2 separate regions of the Mus musculus genome follow, and region 2 is linked to region 1. Evidence: chromatin contacts called from ENCODE Hi-C or POLR2A ChIA-PET data. All regions are on one chromosome and are shown on one strand. Each heading gives the region's core, a stretch centred on a gene start or an enhancer-like site at or near the end of the contact. The rest is flanking DNA. Distances are from core to core; before and after follow the strand shown. Region 1 holds the start of Ddx42 (DEAD box helicase 42). Region 2 holds the start of Ftsj3 (FtsJ RNA methyltransferase homolog 3 (E. coli)).

Region 1 (3,408 bases), core at 260-2,759:
TTTGTGCACTGGCTTTCTGATAAGACTCAGCTGGACCTGTCAACCCATTTCTCAGATGCACAGCTCTCTGCCAGGCCATCCAGCCTCTAGGACTTCTGAAGCAGAAAACACTAGACTCCAAGCCAGGCACAACATTAACACACCCATCTTGATTATCTTCCGCAAGCTCTCTCAGTAAAAAGGAGTATATGTAGCAATCATTGCTTGTCCTCCCAGGCCTCTGTGGCATCAGTCAAAATGATGAAATTTCTAGAAATGATGTAGACATTACTGTCACCTTACAAAGTAAAGTGTTGGTTACAAATAACTTGCATGTTAGAAACCTTCGGGTAAGGTCGACTCTAGAAGCGGTTGCTTCCGTGAAACTTCTAGTGTCTAGTCCTAGGTCCACCACGGAGAAGCCTAGTTCGATGCTCTTTTATTCTTCTGGCTACACACCAGATATTTTCTCAGATTTTGTCCTGTTGGTTGGGATCTACTCGAAACCTTCCCCCAAATCTTCCTAAAGCCCAACATAAAATGGAGCAGAAAAGGATGGACAGAGGTTTAGTCTTTTTTTTTTTCTTTTAATTCTGGAAAGATAAGTTGAGGGTATTGATGCATGTCACCACCGGCCGGACTTAAAGGGTTGGTTAGGAGGGAAACAGTACCTGGCTCTGCGGCCATGCAACTTAGTCACCGCTCGGCCTGGCACGGTCACACCGACTGGAATGTCATGGCCCCGCTACCTACCTGCACCCGAGGCTGCAACCGGGCCCGGGGCTCCTGAGGCCACTACCTCCAACCAGCCTGCCTTTGTCTGGTTTCTGTCTTCAGGTCGCAAAGATAATCTGCGGGCCGCGATGTCACTGAACAGCCCAGAACAGGTAGCTCAGTCACGGCACCCTACTCTTCACGTAGCTTCAGCCGTCCGTTACGTAGAATGCGTACAGCTAGTTTGCGCCTGCGCGCGGGGTGGGGGCGGGGCGCGGCCTTCAGGACATCCGCGCAAGGCGAGCTAGGGCTGCTGGGAAAATTACGTAACCCCCAGCGTCCCCTGGGCTACAAGTGCTCTAACTAGCGGAGGCTGCGTTTCTCCCGTAGGGTTCCGTCCGTCGGGTAGACGTCACTTTGATCGGATGCTCCGGAAGCTAAAGGTGGCCATAGTCTATGGGGCCATGTGGACAGAGGCATGAAGGGAAATGTTGCCCGAGTCGTGGGTTTTTTGTGTTGCTTTGGTTTTTGGCAAGGGACAAGAGCTAAGGGAAGGTGGACATTCTTATGTAAATGAAGTTTCCAATCAACACCTTATTACCTTGAGTTTTTCGGGCGGTTCCCCATCGCCGCGGCTCTCTTCATTGCAGACTCCCTCACTACACGACCCAGACACAATCCTCACCCAGGACCAGATTCCCGTCCGGGGTGTGTGACGTAGTTATGTTGCGTTCCGGAATCGGAAGAGCGGCATTAATTGGCGCCTTTCGGCAGCCGTAGCCCCAGCCCCACCCTTCGGCTCGCGCTCTACTTAGCGCGCATGTCAGACGCTCCCCCCACCCTACCCCCAGTCAGCAACGGGCCGTGAGGCGGCGGCGAAGGGGGCGGAGGAAGAGCGCGGCTGGACGCGGTCCCGCACCGCGCGTACGCAGGGCCGCGGGGGTTCTTTCGCGCCGACTGGAGTAGCAACTGCGTCTGCAGCCGCGGCAGCGGGTTTGGGTGAAGGGCTCGCCAGACGCAGTGCCGCTAGCCCGGGGGACACGAGAGGTAACTGGGGCCTGGCGAGGGCGGAGGAACCTCGGCCTCGTTTAACAAAGAATCGGCAGAGCCTGGGGACCCGGGTGGCTGCGGGGGTCCGGGCAGGGATGGGTACGCGATCTGGAGCCCCGAGGTGGCCCTCTGGAGCTACGTTGCCTTCCCACGGCTCTGCTCCTTGCACGTCTTAACGAGGCCCACTTGGCGGCTTTCCGGAGGCGGTGCTTGATGGGCTCCAGGAAGGGATTTTTCAGGGTGCTGGGCTCCGAAGCTGTGAGAGCCAGTGGAGGAGTATTGATCCTTGTAGGTAGCTGTTGGGGATTGCGGACCCACAAATGGAGGCGGGGAGGGTCTCGGTAGCGGAGGTTGACAGATTAGAAGGCTGTGATAGTCATTGATCTTTGTGAAACCTTGAGTAGATCATGATTAACATCATCACCATAGTTACAAACTTTTTGCGGCCTACTTGAGCCTACCTGATTTGAATAATATATATGGGTTGAAAACCTGTATCAGAATCGTAAGGAAAAAATTATACTAGTCAAGTTTGGAAGCATATATAAACTTTTCTGTCATCTTAGCTTTTTCCCTTTTCACCCCTACCCCTTTAGGCTGTGGTTTTGTGGCTTTCCTACTGTGTTGTTGTTGTTGTTACTATTTGCAAGTGTTATTTCTGTATTGTCTCCTACACATACCTGAACAGCTATTAAGCTGAACAATTATTAAGTAGAGTAGATATTATGTCTTTTTCTTTTTCTTTTTTTTCTTCCTTCGAGACAGGGTTTCTCTGTAGCCCTGGCTGTCCTGGAATTCACTCTATAGACCAGGCTGGCCTCGAACTCAGAGATCCACCTGCCTCTGCCTCCCAAGTGCTGGGATTAAAGGCGTGCATCACCACCCGTCGTGGGTGGTAGGTTATGTCTTAATTCGTTTAAACTTTGTAGAGTCCAATCCTGTTCTGACAGGTGGGAAGTGAACAGTAAGTCTGATATAAAAATTTATTCTTCCAGGGCGAAAATGTTATTTTACTTTACCTAGAAGGAGAATTGCAGTGATTCATTTAAAAATAAAATTGTTATTGCCTTGCCTCTGTGCCTGTTCTCTCTTGAATTGCTTAAGTGTTAAATCTATGACCACTGCACTCATGAGACTCTTTATATACATTTTTTGGACGTATTATTTTGTTTGTCTTTGTTTTTGTTTTTTCAAGACAGGGCTTTTCTGTATAGCTCTTGTTGTTCTGGAACTCACTCTGTAGACCAGGCTGGCCTGGAACTCAGAAATCTGCCTGCCTCTGCCTCCCAAGTGCTGGGATTAAAGGCATGCGCCACCACTGCCCGGCACGTTATTTCTTTATGTATGTTTATCATGCCCTCCTGTAGAGGTTAGAGGCCAACCTCTGGGAGTTGGTTTTCTCCTTCCACTATGTAGGTCCTCAGGATGGAATTCTGGTCAGGCGATTAATCTGTAGAACCATTTTACCAGTCCATTTATGAAACTTTCTAAAGAAGAAGGAGAGATGTGTGTTATGCTTTATGTTAAAGAGTAGTCTGTACCAGCAAAGGAGGCTTGGGAGAAGCTGCAATAGAGTAGTCAGGGAAAGCCCTTTCTGGTATCTAACAGATATTTAGGCAAGCTAGAAAATGGTGAGAGCATCTAACCACGGAGGTATCTGGAGAA
Region 2 (3,408 bases), core at 410-2,909, 39 kb after region 1:
GGAGGCAGAGGCAGGCAGATTTCTGAGTTCAAGGCCAGCCTGGTCTACAGAGTGAGTTCCAGGACAGCCAGGGCTACACAGAGAAACCCTGTCTCGAAAGACCACACACACTAAATAAATAAATAAGTAGGCAATGACACCAGCACATAAAGAGGAAAGAAAAGAAGGAGAGGTCTTATTACCTGCCTACAGCGTTCTGTTGTGATATCCTCCTGGAGAGTCACCACATTGGGGAGAGGCTTGATTGGAACGAGGTCCACTCCTAAAAGATGTTAACTCAGTATTACAGGGTGGAGGAAGATGTAGGACAAAATTAGTACCTAACCCACCCCTCCCCCTCAAATACCCAAGAGTCACCCACCTACAATAAGACTGGATACAGGCATAAACTTGGCAGCCACCTGCAGCCTGTGAAAGAGACAGATTTAAATACCTTTCATCCTCCCTTGGCAAGGTGACTTCTCATCCCCTTAAGAGGCACCTGTTAAGTGTAGTGGCCAAATGTCTATGCATACATTCAAGAAGCAACCTGCTGGGCATGGCAACACAGGGCTGCATTACCAGCCACTAAGGAGGGCAAGAGATTAAGACCAAAAGTTCAAGGCCATCCTTGGCAATTTTTCAGCGTCCCTGTCTCAAAATAAAGCAATTGGAGATATAACTCGGTGGTGGAGGGGCTGCCTAGCATGAGTTAAGTCCTTAGCATGAGTTAAGTCCTTAGGTTCAGTACCACAAGAGGGGGAAAATGACGCTCCCTTCCAAAATTTGAGAGAGACACATACTATGGAATATTTAATCTGAATTGTGTAATCGGATTCCCATCCTCCCCGAAAAGCAACTCAAAGCCAACCAGTGCCAGGAACGTGTCATCATAGCAGCCCCTGCCAAACGTTACCATCCGCCAGGCGCAGCACACAGGTCCAACAAGGCCCGGGCTTTCTGCAGGAACTGAAAGCGGCGATTGAGCTGGATCAGTTTGAAGGCAGAGCGCGAACGATAACCTGGATCGTGGAGAGTGGGTGTATAAGGCAATACCGTCTACGGAGGCCTTTCCCAGGAGGAAAGCCTCACAATCCCATAACCCCCTCGAAGGAAAAGGAACTCGGGACTAGAAGAAGCGAAAAGACGGGGATGTTGTTCCTCAGCGCGAACCCACTCACCAGTCTCCTTGGCCAAGTGATAGAACTTGTCCCGCCGGCTCTTGCCTACTTTGCCTTTCTTGCCCATGGCGGGATGGGGGAGTATCACTCACTCTGGGGAGAAAGAAAAAGGTGAGATCGTCTTTCCGAGCACTGGATCTCGCTTCGGTTCCTCAGGCGGTGGAGCAATCACTTACCCAGACGTTAGATAGCCCTTAACTCCGCAGGTTTTCAACTCTTAGGAAGCAGCACATGTAGGCAGTAATCGTACTTCCGCTTCTGCGCGCGTTTCCTACATTCCTGGCGTCATGATTTCCGCCATTTTGAGTGTGGCCAAAATTTTTTTGTCAGCAGGCCTTACAAGTTAAAAGTAGAGGCTAGGAAGTAGAGTGCAATAACTCGTATCCTAAACGCTAGGAAGCATCAACCAGAAGTTCTATATCTCTTCACAAAACTAGTGACCTCCAGTAGAGCCTCTACTAATACAGCCACTGTGTTTGTATCGCCACACACCCCGCCCATTGACCCGGAACTGTTCTCGGTGGTGACCCAGGGCGCATGCTTTCGCCTCCGCGCCTGCGCGATAGAGTGACTTGGATGCCGGCGATCCCTGCCGAGAGAGGGAAGATGGCGCTTGATGGGCCAGAGCAGGTAAGGATTCTGCCGCGGCGGCTGGGCGGCATCCAAGCTGAGTGTGGAGTGCACAAAATCTGAAGTGAGGGGTGGCCACGAGCGAGAGGGTCCAGTGGATCAGGGGTGGGTGGATCACGTCAGACCGGACTCTGCCTGGGACTGGATCTGCTGTGTCAGCGCCGCCCTGAGGAAAGCAGGACAGGGGTGGGTGGAAACTGAATGAAGCTGGCAAGCCGGAATGGCCTGGGCTTCGACCTGGACTTGGTCCCTCTGTTCTGCCTTTGTCTGTAGTAGTTAAACCCTGGGGATGTGTAGCTCTAGCCACAGGGCAGTGCGCTCGGTGGGTATATGGCCCCTTGAGACTCCTAAAAGTCCTCGAAGGTAGGCGGTAATTGCATCCTTGTAGTGGATTCAGAAATGAAGGCTTAGAACCAAGAACTAAGCCTCCGAAGTTCAAACACACAGACCTCGCCCATCGAGATACCAGTTTCTGAGGAAAAGGGAATGGTATTTTCCTGACCTTGTTTCTTAAGCTATATGGTAGAGTGCCTCGAAAATACTTTGGCTTTACCCTTTAGTACTTTATGCCTTTTCTTTTTCTTTTCTTTTCTTTTCTTCTTTTTTTTTTTTAACACTTACACTTGTCTTCAGATGGAACTGGAAGAGGGGAAGGCAGGCAGTGGACTCCGTCAATATTATCTGTCCAAGATTGAAGAACTCCAGGTGAGTACAGACAGCAAAGGGAGCTAGTGGAGGACGGGAGCTGGTAGGTGCAGATTTCTCTGTGTCCTTTTTCCACTGGGAGTGCAGCAAAGAGTTCTTTTCCAATGTTGTTCGTTTGCAGCTCTTTGCTTGTCTGTTTCTTATGTGTATATGTATATATGCCTGCGTAAGCTTATGTGTATCACATATATACAGATGTCTGTGCAAGTCAGAAGAGGGCAGTGGATCCCCTGAAACTTGAGTTACGTACAAATAGTTATGAGCTACTACAGGTGCTGAGAACTAAACCCAGGCCCTCTGCAAAAGCAGTAAGAAACCCTCTTGACTGCTGAGCCATCTCTCCAGCTCCTTTGTAGTCAGGAGGTACCAAGCTGTGTAAGGTAGATTGATAATCTCTTTGATGGGAATAGTGTTTAGTTAGGATTTTTTGTTTGTGTGCTTGCTTGCTTGCTTTTCCAGGTTTTTCGTTTTATGTGTTTGGGTGTTTTGCTTGCATCCAATGTCTGTGCCCTACATTTGCCTGTGAAGGCCAGAAGACAGTGTAGGATGCCCTAGAAGTGGAGTTATAGAAAGTTGTGAGCGGCCATGTGGGTGCTGGGAATCGAACCCAGGTTCTCTAGAGGAGCGGCTGGCTCATTTATCCACCTCTCCGGGCCCAAGAGTCAAATATTACACCTGTAAGGTTGCCACTCCAGAGCCGAGGCAGGAGCAGTGTTTTGAGTTTGAAGCCAGTCTGGATTACGTACAGCCCTGTCTGGAAAACAAAACCACCTACAGAGGAACCACTGGCCAAAGGTGGGAGTGGGAGCGAGAATGGGTTTGGGAGGGAAGCCGCAGAGAGAATGCCTGAACCTCAGGCACATTTGCAGTTCTTCCGTTTAGTTTACTTTTTCTTCTTTAGACAAATGTCTCA

What was found. Hi-C counts contacts between places; a loop is a spot of excess contacts on that map. ChIA-PET counts read pairs that join two places held with the same protein, here RNA polymerase II (POLR2A).
Region 2: a map of gastrocnemius shows a loop between it and region 1 (2.8-fold over the local background). The contact joins the promoter of Ftsj3 here to the promoter of Ddx42 in region 1. A Hi-C loop is called at or near these places in 14 of 37 maps with a recorded cell type or tissue (CH12.LX, T-helper 1 cell, T-helper 17 cell and 6 more). POLR2A ChIA-PET finds 5 or more read pairs at or near these places in 4 of 5 experiments (Patski and embryonic stem cell).

What each region holds. Positions count from the first base shown.
Region 1 is chr11:106,215,417-106,218,824 of GRCm38, forward strand. It overlaps Ddx42 (DEAD box helicase 42), which reads left to right and starts at 1,510. Exons shown (of 18, transcript NM_028074.4): 1 at 1,510-1,740. Ccdc47 (coiled-coil domain containing 47) reads right to left here and starts at 951. Exons shown (of 13, transcript NM_026009.2): 1 at 733-951.
Region 2 is chr11:106,254,425-106,257,832 of GRCm38, forward strand. It overlaps Ftsj3 (FtsJ RNA methyltransferase homolog 3 (E. coli)), which reads right to left and starts at 1,660. Exons shown (of 21, transcript NM_025310.3): 1 at 1,337-1,660; 2 at 1,161-1,253; 3 at 896-1,001; 4 at 362-408; 5 at 183-262. The coding sequence starts at 1,227. Psmc5 (protease (prosome, macropain) 26S subunit, ATPase 5) reads left to right here and starts at 1,761. Exons shown (of 11, transcript NM_008950.1): 1 at 1,761-1,790; 2 at 2,424-2,495. The coding sequence starts at 1,767.